2 separate regions of the Homo sapiens genome follow, and region 2 is linked to region 1. Evidence: read pairs that join two places in POLR2A ChIA-PET (ENCODE). Cell type or tissue: GM12878. All regions are shown on one strand. Each heading gives the region's core, and the rest is flanking DNA. Links, peaks and the distances in the headings are about the cores only.

What was found. Peaks named below come from ENCODE experiments on the same cell type or tissue, not always from the same donor. Only the 100,000 strongest peaks of a DNase experiment are listed, where the experiment ranks them.
Region 2: POLR2A ChIA-PET joins it to region 1 with 9 read pairs; 4 of 35 experiments call an interaction of 5 or more read pairs at or near these places.

The regions. Positions count from the first base shown.
Region 1 is chr5:69,372,987-69,378,368 of GRCh38, forward strand. It overlaps RAD17 (RAD17 checkpoint clamp loader component), which reads left to right. Exons shown (of 19, transcript NM_133338.3): 5 at 844-1,101; 6 at 1,642-1,725. Among named protein-coding and RNA genes, the nearest start is that of RAD17, 5.9 kb to the left of the region's middle. In GM12878, for the core only: no CTCF peak of the experiment used is centred there; a DNase peak (open chromatin) is centred at 2,235; H3K4me3 peaks cover 2,112 bases; H3K27ac peaks cover 3,313 bases.
Region 2 is chr5:69,430,333-69,435,714 of GRCh38, forward strand. MARVELD2 (MARVEL domain containing 2) reads left to right here. Exons shown (of 7, transcript NM_001038603.3): 4 at 2,195-2,343; 5 at 2,590-2,761. Among named protein-coding and RNA genes, the nearest start is that of MARVELD2, 18 kb to the left of the region's middle. In GM12878, for the core only: no CTCF peak of the experiment used is centred there; DNase peaks (open chromatin) are centred at 2,239 and 2,599; H3K4me3 peaks cover 865 bases; H3K27ac peaks cover 2,207 bases.

The DNA of each region.
Region 1 (5,382 bases), core at 1-5,000:
ACTGAAGAAAAATATAATCCAGTCATAATTACAGATTACGTTATGATCTTTGGCCTATATCTTCACTAAGTCTTCAAGCTGATACGGATTATTTGGATGTATGAAATGGTTCTTAGTTTGTGAATGTATTAACCTGGCCAAGGCAGATATATTACTCTTATTGCTGTTTCTGTTAAAATATTATCATTTGTTTATTTTGTTTTGCTTTTTTTAATAGGTAATTTTAATATTTATGTTTCAATCCTACAGAGAGTTTAAAAAAATCATTCTAGTGTTTATGCTGGGAAGGTTACAATTAATAAAAATAAGTTTGTGTTCTTTACTCCTTTAAGGTCAAGTAGACAAGTATGCACTTGCACTTACTGTAAAGTAGAAAAACAACTATTACAGACAGAGTTTTATTTAAAAAGAGTTAATTTGTAAGATTTTTAGGCCGGGTATGGTGGCTTATACCTTTAATCCCAGCTCTTTGGGAGGCTGATGTGAGAGGATCACTTGAGCCCAAGAATTGTTTGAGACCAGCCTGGGCAACATGGCAAAAACCCATCTCTACAAAAAATACAAAAAAATTAGTTGGGCATGGTGGTGCATGCCTGTAGTCCCAGTTACTCAAGAGGCTGAGGCTGGAGGATTGCTTGAGCTGAGATTATACCACTGCAGTCCAGCCTGGGTGACAGAGTGAGACCCGGTCTCAAAAAAATTTTTTTTTTTTTTTTTTTTTTTTTTTTTTAAGTTTTAAAGGTTATAAATATATGAATATGTTGTTTCCAGAGTAGTTCAGTTATTTGGGGGAATAGATGGGAGAAAATGTGATTATATTTACATGATTTCTTTTTTTTTCAGGTAACAGACTGGGTTGACCCATCATTTGATGATTTTCTAGAGTGTAGTGGCGTCTCTACTATTACTGCCACATCATTAGGTGTGAATAACTCAAGTCATAGAAGAAAAAATGGGCCTTCTACATTAGAAAGCAGCAGATTTCCAGCGAGAAAAAGAGGAAATCTATCTTCCTTAGAACAGATTTATGGTTTAGAAAATTCAAAAGAATATCTGTCTGAAAATGAACCATGGGTGGATAAATATAAACCAGAAACTCAGGTACTGAAAAGCATGCAGACATATCTACATAATTTAATTTCAGGGTGCATAAGGGTAGATGGGAAGCAGAGGGATTTACATTTTCAGATTTTTTACTCATAAGAATCTTTCTAAGTGTTAGAAAAAATTCTGGATTTTTTTATTTTCCAAGGCTTAGATTTTTCTCAATAGTTATTCTAAAGTTGTATGATTAGTTGTCTTAGATTTAATTTAATCCCAACATAGAATTGATCTTTTTAAAAATTTTTGTACTAAATGTAATACTCCTCTCTACTGTCTTCTCAAAATGTATTTCTGAATTTTAAAAAATGTTATAACTGCAAACTTGCCAAAATTATCATACAGAGGTATCAACTTAAGAATATAATTTTTCCATAATAGTATAAAAATTCAAGTATAATCAAAAGGATCATTTTATTATATAGATTGTTACTGATTTGCTACTTCTTTTCGTTAATAATGCTTAGGTTCATATGTGCTGATGTACCAAAAAATCTTCAGTTAAGAAGTTTTGTTTTAAATTTGAAATTTTTGTTGTAGCATGAACTTGCTGTGCATAAAAAGAAAATTGAAGAAGTCGAAACCTGGTTAAAAGCTCAAGTTTTAGAAAGGCAACCAAAACAGGTAACTAAGAAATGTGTTTTTAAATATTTAACATCAAATATTTTTCTGACTTACAGTGTGTTGTTAGAAGTTAAAGTTTTATGATGATTTTGTTCAAAATAAGTCTAGATCTCCTGCAGTAGAAAGCTCCCTAGTGGGGCATGGTGACTCATGCCTGTAATCCCAGCACTTTGGGAGGCCAAGGCAGGAGGATCACTTGAGCCCAGGAGTTCGAGAGCAGCCTGGGCAACATAGGGAGACTGTCTCTACAGCTAATTAGCTGGGCATTGTGGTGCATGCCTCTGGTCTCAGCTACTTGGGAAGCTGAGGTGGGAGGATCGCCTGAGCCCAGAAGGTGGAAGCTGCAGTGAGCTGTGATCACACTAGTACACTCTAGCCTGGGCAACAGAGCAATACCAAAAACCGTAAAAAGCAAAACAAAACAAAAAGCGAAAAAGAAAGCTTCATGACTTTACTACTTCCAACTTGACTAAAAGACTCAGAGACTTTGAGTTTTCCCCTTTATTTGTAACTCTTTTTCTTTATGTCTTATTGTTAGCATAAAGAATCAGTAAACCAATTAGGGTGCTAGTGTATTTAGCACATCAGATTATCTCAGGCTGAGGAAAGCAGGCAAATTACATGTTAGTTTCTCTACTAAATATAGCCAAAAACAGTCATTATTTATTTTAGACTGATATTTTTTGTTTCACTTCCTTACTGCACAATTACCTTGAACCCCCAAGGTAGAATATTCTCTCCTTCCATCAGTCTCCCTTTTTAAATGTTTTTTATTTTGAGATTTTTCAAGCATAAAAGAAAATAGAATAATAAAAAAATATATATAGAATATACTCATTGTTTCCCCCTTAAGTATTTTAAAGTAAATTATAAACATTGTGACATTTCAGTTAGACTTTTAGATACTTCAGTATGTCTGTTTTTTTAAAAAAATGATTTTCCTAATTAATTATGCATACCATTATTCTCTCTAACAAAGTTAACCAGGATGCCGTAATGCTGTCTAATGATGAATTCATATTCACGTTTCTGCATTTGTCCCCAAAATGTCTTTTGTAGCTGGTTTGTTTCAAACAGGATAGGATCACACGTTGCATTTGGCTGTTATATATCTTAGGCCTTTTTTTTTTTCCCTGAATCTAATAATAGTTTACTAACCCTTTCTTTTCTCCAAGGCACTGACTTATGAAGGAGACCAGGCCGGTTGACTTGTAGAAGTCTCACACTGGATTTGTTAGGTTGTTTCCTCCTAATAATGATTAACTTATTCGTCTATCCTGCATTTCCTATAACCTGAAATTTTGAATCAAGGGCTTGATTAGACTCAAGTTGAACATTTTTGCAAGAATAAAGGTCATGTTGTATGTTGTATAGGGCGTCAAATTGGAAAGTATTTGTGGTTCTCCTGCTGTCTTAAGTTTGGTCACTAGATCAAAGAGATGAAAGTCAAAAATCTTCATTGTAGAGTAACTTTCCCTCACAACTGACACATAATCCATGGGGAGATACCGTGGCAGCATGTGAGTGCCCAGTTCTCCATCAGTCGTCCACCTAAGTGCTGTAGCTTCAGTTTTTCAATCCTTGCCTGAATCACTTATTTTATTAGAGTTGTACAGTAGTGACTTTCTTATAGTTCTGTTATTTCTACAGTTATTACTGGCATTTTTCTACAAAGAAAAGTTTGCCATCACTAGCTAGGGTTGTTTAGTTACCTTGAAATACATTTCCAACTAGAAAGGCAGGATAAGTTTTGTATCTTTTCCTTTTTTAAAAAATAGACTTATTTTTGGAGCAGTTTTAGGTTCACAGCCAAATTGGGTAGAAGGTACAGAGATGTACCTCATATCCCCTGCCCCAACACATGCATAGCCTTCTCCCGTTACTAACCTTCCCTCACCAGAGTAGTACATTTGTTAAAACTGATAAACCTACATTGACACATCACTAACACCCAGAGTCCATTGTTTACATTAGGTCTTTCCTTTAGTTTTCAACCTTGAGATGAAGGAGTTGGTGTTTTAGTTGCTTTGATGGTAACAGATCCTTCTCTCTTTTTTTTTTCTCGAGAGTCTTGCTTTGTCACACAGGCTAGAGTGCAGTGGCATGATCTTGGCTCACTGCAACCTCTGCCTCCTGGGTTCAAGCGATTCTCCTACCTCAGCCTCCCGAGTAGCTGGAATTACAGGCATGCGCCACCACACGCAGCTAATTTTTGTATTTTTAATAGAGACAGGGTTTCACCGTGTTGGCCAGGCTGGTCTTGAACTCCTGACCTCAGGTGATTTACCCGCCTCGGCTTCCCTAAGTGCTGGGATTGCAGGTGTGAGTCATCACGCCCAGCCAATCCTCCTCTCTTGAACCAAGCTCCTTTCTCTCTGGCCTGTGGATCTAAACCTTTTGGTTTAGGGCTAAGATCATGAATTCAAGTTGGATTTTCAGTGTCAGCATTGGTATTCCTCTGATGTTTCATAGAAATCTCGTCTCTTGTCTCCGAATACAGATTTTTGGGCAGTCTATCTGACACACCTCTTACATCCAGGCTTTTTCTCATTGATTTGTTTTTGGTCAGCTTAGCTAATAGTTTTTATTTTTCAGTGTCCATTGTGTTTTCTCACTTAGCAATACTCTGTCAGTATAAACATTGTCACATCATAAACCTACATTGGTGTTACTATTATTATTCTACCAGTTGGATAAACTTAGGTATATGTGTGTGTGTGTGTGTGTGTATATATATATATATATATATATATATATATATATACACACACACACATATATATACGTATATATATGTATATATACGTATATATATGTGTATATATACGTATATATATGCATATATATGTATATATATATGCATATATATGTATACATATATATATGCATATATATATGTATACATATATATGCATATATATGTATACATATATATATGCATATATATATGTATACATATATATATGCATATATATATATGTATACATATATATATGTATTGGGAAAAGTATTTTCTTTATGGTTTCAAAAGTTTTCCCCCTAAGGAGTTGGACTTTAATCATATACTCTGTTTATTTGTTTATTAATTTTTTAGAGACAGGGTCTTGCTAGAGACGGTTGCCTACACTGGATTGCAGAGGTGCTGTCATAGCTCACTGCAGCCTTGAACTCCTGGGCTCAAGCAGTCCTCCCACCTCAGCTTCCTGAGTAGCTGGGGACTGCAAGTGTGTGCCACCGCATCTGGCTAATTAAAAAAAAATTTTTTTGTAGAGATGGGGTCTTATGGTGTTGCCCACGCTGGTCTTGAATTCCTGGCCTCAAGTAGACCTCCCACATTGGCATCCCACAGTGTCAGAATCAATAGGCATGAGCCACACCATGCCTGGCCCAAATCACTTACCATTTATTTTACAGAAGTTTCAGGGATGTCAGTAATTAGAAAATGTTTTTATTCAAAAAAATTGGTAAGATCTAGATTTATCAATGGGCAAACGAAATTTACTTTTCAAAATTTATTTTAAATACGATATACCAAATATTTGCAGAGTTTAATTTTTCAGGACAGCTTCTTTCCTTCAAAATTCAGTAAAACTCTGTTACAGTGTAGACAAATGGGATTAACAAGATTCTTCACATTATAATGTCCTGATAAGAAAC
Region 2 (5,382 bases), core at 272-5,271, 58 kb after region 1:
CTCCAGCCTGGGCCACAGAACGAGACTCTGTCTCAAGAAAAAATATATTTTTTTAATTTTTTTTGTAGAGACAGCATCTCCCTATGTTGCCCAGGCTGGTCTCAAACATCTGGGCTCAAGCAGTCCTCCTGCTTTGGCCTCCCAAAGTGCTAGGATTACAGGAATGAGCTACTGCACGTGGCCTAGTTCTGGGTTTTATTTATTTATTTATTTATTTTTGAGACGGCGTCTCGCTCTGTCACCCAGGCTAGAGTGCAGTGGCACAATCTCAGCTCCTTGCCACCTCCGCCTCCCGGGCTCAAGCCATTCTCCTGCCTCAGCCTCCTGAGTAGCTGGGATTACAGGCGCACACCACCACATCCGGCTAATTTTTGTATTTTTAGTAGAGACAGGGTTTCACCATGTTGGCCAGGCTGGTCTTGAACTCCTGACATTAAATGATCCACCCCCCTCGGCCTCCCAAAGTGCTGAGATTACAGGCGTGAGCCACCTTGCCTGGCCCAGTTCTGGGTTTTAATTGTGGCTTTTCTACTTAATAGTTATGTGACCTTGGAGAATTGACTTGACCTCTCTGAACCTCACTTCTGTTTTTAATTTTTTTTTTTTAAGAGACAGGGTCTTGCTCTGATGCCCAGGCTGGAGTGCAGTGGACCATTCACAGCTCCCTGCAGCCTCGAACTCCTGGCCTCAAGTGATCCTCCCACCTCCCACCTCAGCCTCCCAAAGTGTTAGGCTTACACGTGTAAGCCCCTGCACCTGGCCTCAACCTCACTTCTTTTCTTTTCTTTTTTTTTTTTTTTGAGACAGAGTCTCACTCTGTTGCCCAGGCTGGAGTGCAGTGGCGTGATCTTGGCTCACTGCAAGCTCCGCCTCCTGGGTTCACACCATTGTCCTGCCTCAGCCTCCCAAGTAGATGGGATTACAGGCGCCCGCCACTATGCCCGGCTAATTTTTATATTTTTAGTAGAGACAGGGTTTCACCATGCTGGCCAGGCTGGTCTCGAACACCTGACCTCGTGATCCACCGACCTCGGCCTCCCAAGGTGCTGAGATTACAGGCATGAGCCACCGTGCCCGGCCAACTCATTTCCTTTTCTAATCCACTCAGTGGTTACTTACAATTAAATCATCCCAAATTGCCATTATCATTACTTTCTCTTTCCATTTAAGTAGGCTTGTTCCATTTTTATCCTTGAATTTATTTTGAATTACATTTTTTATTCTTTTACGTTTAGTTGGGGTGTAAATTCTAAATAGGTAAGTTCTTAAGACTGCGTGTTTGGCATTGCATCATCCACCTTTGACATGTACACGATTGGGGCTGGAGTGTGTTTTACCTACTGTGTATTACCATATCCCAAATGTGATTCCCTTAGCTATTACAGAAACGTTCAGAACAACTTTGTGACTATAAAACATATAATTGTGATGTGAAATGTTAACTCTTATTTCCACTTTTCTTCCTCCTGTCTTCCTCCCCATTTTCTTCTTCTTCTTCTTTTTTTTTTTTTTTTTTTTTTTTGAGCCAGAGTCTCACTCTATCGCCCAGGCTGGAGTGCAGTAATGCAATCACAGCTCACTGTAACCTCTACCTCCTGGACTCAAGCAATCCTCCCACCTCAGCCTCCAAGCCTCCCAAGTAGCTACTAGCGGACTACAGACACACACCGCTGCATCTGCCAGATTTTTTTTTTTTTAAACAGAGTCTCAGTCTGTCTCCCAAGCTGGAGTGCAGTGGTACAATCTTGGTTCACTGCAACCTCCACCTCCTGGGCCCAAGTGATTCTCCTGCCTCAGCCTCCCGAGGAGCTGGGATTATAGGCACCCGCCACCACTCCCAGCTAATTTTTGTATTTTTAATAGAGATGGGGTTTTACCATGTTGGCCAGGCTGGTTTCAAACTCCTGATCTCAAGTGGTCAGCCCACCTCGGTTTCCCAAAGTGCTGGGATTACAGGCGTGAGCCACTGTGCCTGGCCTTAAACTTTTTATAGAGACAGGGTCTTGCCATGTTGGCCAGGCTGGTCTTGAACTCCTGGCCTCATGTGATCCTCCGGCTTTGTCCTCCCAAAGTGCTAGGATTACAGGTTTGAGCCACCCCACCTGATCTTCTTCCTCATTTTCTAAGAATGAATTCAGAGGGTTTTTTTCTACTTATGTTTATTAACAAATCCTCTTTTTCTCCCTAACTGCAGTGTGAAATGGCCACCAGTGGTGACAGACAAAGAGACTCAGAAGTTAATTTCAAGGAACTGAGAACAGCAAAAATGAAACCTGAACTACTGAGTGGACACATCCCCCCAGGCCACATTCCTAAACCTATCGTGATGCCCGACTATGTGGCGTGAGTGTCAGTCTGAATTCTTCCTCAAGGTAGAAGTTGAGGGGCCCCATTTGGTCCTTTCATTTTCCAGTTTGTCTCCAAGTTAATACTCTGTGCTTAAAATCGTGTATGTAAATAGTTGTTATCTGAGAGGTAATGTATTGAATTGAAGGTACAATATGATCAGTAAGGAATAAGATAAGCTGATTTCCCATTCAGCTTCTTTTAGTGAAACAATTATATCTTTGGCTTATGTTTTTCCCCTAGAAAATACCCTGTGATTCAGACAGATGATGAGCGAGAACGCTATAAAGCTGTGTTCCAAGACCAGTTTTCAGAGTACAAAGAGCTGTCTGCAGAAGTTCAGGCTGTCCTGAGGAAGTTTGATGAGCTGGATGCAGTGATGAGCAGATTGCCACATCATTCGGAAAGCCGACAGGTTAGTATGTGCAGCTGCCTAGGAGGAGCACTGAAATCTAGAGGATGAATAAAATCTGGCTTTTTTTTTTTTTTTTTTTTTTTTCTGTGAGACAGAGTCTTGTTCTGTTGCCAGGCTGGAGTGCAGTGGCACAATCTTGGCTTGCTGCAACCTCCACCTCCTGGGTTCAAGCAATTCTCCTGCCTCAGCCTCCCGAGTAGCTGGGATTACAGGCACATGCCACCACACGTAGCTAATTTTTTTCTATTTTTAGTGGAGACGCGGTTTTGCCATGTTGGCCAAGAGTGGCCTCAAGTGATCCACCTGCCTTGGCCTCCCAGAGTGCTGGGATTACAGTCATGAGCCACCGCATTTGGCATAAAATCTGGCTTTTTTTTTTTTTTAAGGCTAGAATCTCACTCTGTCACCCAGGCTGGAGTGCAGTGGCGTGATCTTGGCTCACTGCAAGCTCCACCTCCCGAGTTCATGCCATTCTCCTGCCTCAGCCTCCCGAGTAGCTGGGACTAAGGCGCCTGCCACCACGCCCAGCTAATTTTTTTGTATTTTTAGTAGAGATGGGGTTTCACCGTGTTAGCCAGGATGATCTTGATCTCCTGACCTCGGGATCCACCTGCCTCGGCCTCCCAAAGTGCTGGGATTCAGGTGGGAGCCACCACGCCTGGCCCCCAAAATCTGGCTTTTAAAAAAATTTATAACCATTTACATCTGCTTTCTGTGTCTAGGAAAGCATTTGAGATCCTCAAGGTGTCTAGTCAAGATGACAATTCAAATTATGTAACTTAATATCTTTTGTCTTCAATTATTAAACAGTATTTCTTCTTTTTTTTTTTTCACTCTGTGCTTACCCATATTTTATTTTCTTACTTAAGTAAAATACGAATTTGCCTAAGATAGATACTGAGTCAGTCAGGGTCCCAAAGGAGACAGATAGCACATTCAAACTAGGATAATTCACAAAGGTTTATTCAGAAAGGGAATGTAGGGAAGCCACCAGGGGCATTGCATTCCCCTGCTAAGCCAGAGCCCAGCAGTTAGCACCCCAGGCCCAAAGGCAGAGCGCCCACTGAGTAAGAGTAGAGAGCAGAAATGGCCAGGCGCAGTGGCTTATGCCTGTAATCCCAACACTTTAAGAGGCCAAGGTGGGCAGATCGCTTGAGCCCAGGCATGCAAGACCAGCCTGGACAACATGGTGAAACCCTGTCTCTACAAAAAATATAAAAATTAGCCGGGCATGGTGGCATGCACCTGTAGACCCAGCAGGAGGCTGAGGTGCAAGGATTGCCTGAACCCAGGAGGTGGAGTTTGCAGTGAGCTGTGATTTTGTCACTACACTCCAGCCTGAAGGACAGAGTGAGACCATGTCTCCAAAAAAAAAAAAAAAAGCAAGCAGATATGAGATATGCTACAAATGTGAGCTGCTGGACACACACATCAGACAGGTAGCTGTGATTATGACAAAGAGGAAAACCAGGAGTAGATATGGTAGTTACAGAGGCTTAAGCTTTTTCGTAGTGCTCTTCCGCACCCCCCACATTTTTCACATTTTGAAATAGGAATATTGAAATAGGAATGCCTTATAACCTGTGCCATTTTTTAATTTTTATTTTATTTTATTTTTTTGAGATGGAGTTTTGCTCTTGTTGCCCAGGCTGGAGTGCCATGGCGCGATCTCGGCTCACTGCAACCTCTGCCTCCCGGGTTGAAGCGATTCTCCCACCTCGGCCTCCCAAGTAGCTGGGATTCAGGCATGCGCCACCATGCCCAGCTAATTTTGTATTTTTAGTAGAGACGGGGTTTCACCATGGTGGTTAGGCTGGTCTCAAACTCCTGACCTTATGATCCACCCGCCTTAGCCTCCCAAAGTGCTGGGATTACAGGCGTGAGCCACCGTGCCTGGCCACCTGTGCCATTTTTTAATCAGATGTACTCTTTTTTTTTTTTTTTTTTGAGATGGAGTCTTGCTCTGTCACCCAGACGGGAGTGCAGTGGTGCAATCTCGGCTCACTGCAACCTTTGCCTCCCAGGTTACGCGATTCTCCTGCCTCAGCTTCCTGAGTAGATGGGACTATAGGTGCACACCCGGCTAATTTTTGTATTTTTAGTAGAGGCAGGGTTTCCCCATTTAGGCCAGGCTGGTCTCGAACTCCTGACCTCAGGTGATCCACCTACCTCAGCCTCCCAAAGTGCTGGTATTACAGGCATGAGCCACTGCATCCGGCCCAGATGTACTCTTTTTAATTGAGATCTCATTCACATATAATAAACCCACCCTTTTAAAGTGTACAATTCAGTGAATTTTAGTATAGTTACAGAGTTTTGCAATCAGCACCACTCAAATTCCACAACAGTTTTATCACCCCAAAAAGAAACCCTATATTGGCTGGGTGTGGTGGCTCATGCCTGTAATCTCAGCAGTTTGGGATGCTGAGGCAGGCAGATCACTTGAGGTCAGGAATTCGAGACCAGCCTGGCCAACATGGTGAAATGCTGTCTCTACTAAAAGTACAAAAATTAGTTGGGCATGTTGGCAGGCTGAGTAATCTCAGCTACTTGGGAGGCTGAGGCAGGAGAATCACTTGAACCCAGGAGGTGGAGGTTGCAGTGGGCCAAGATTGCGCCAC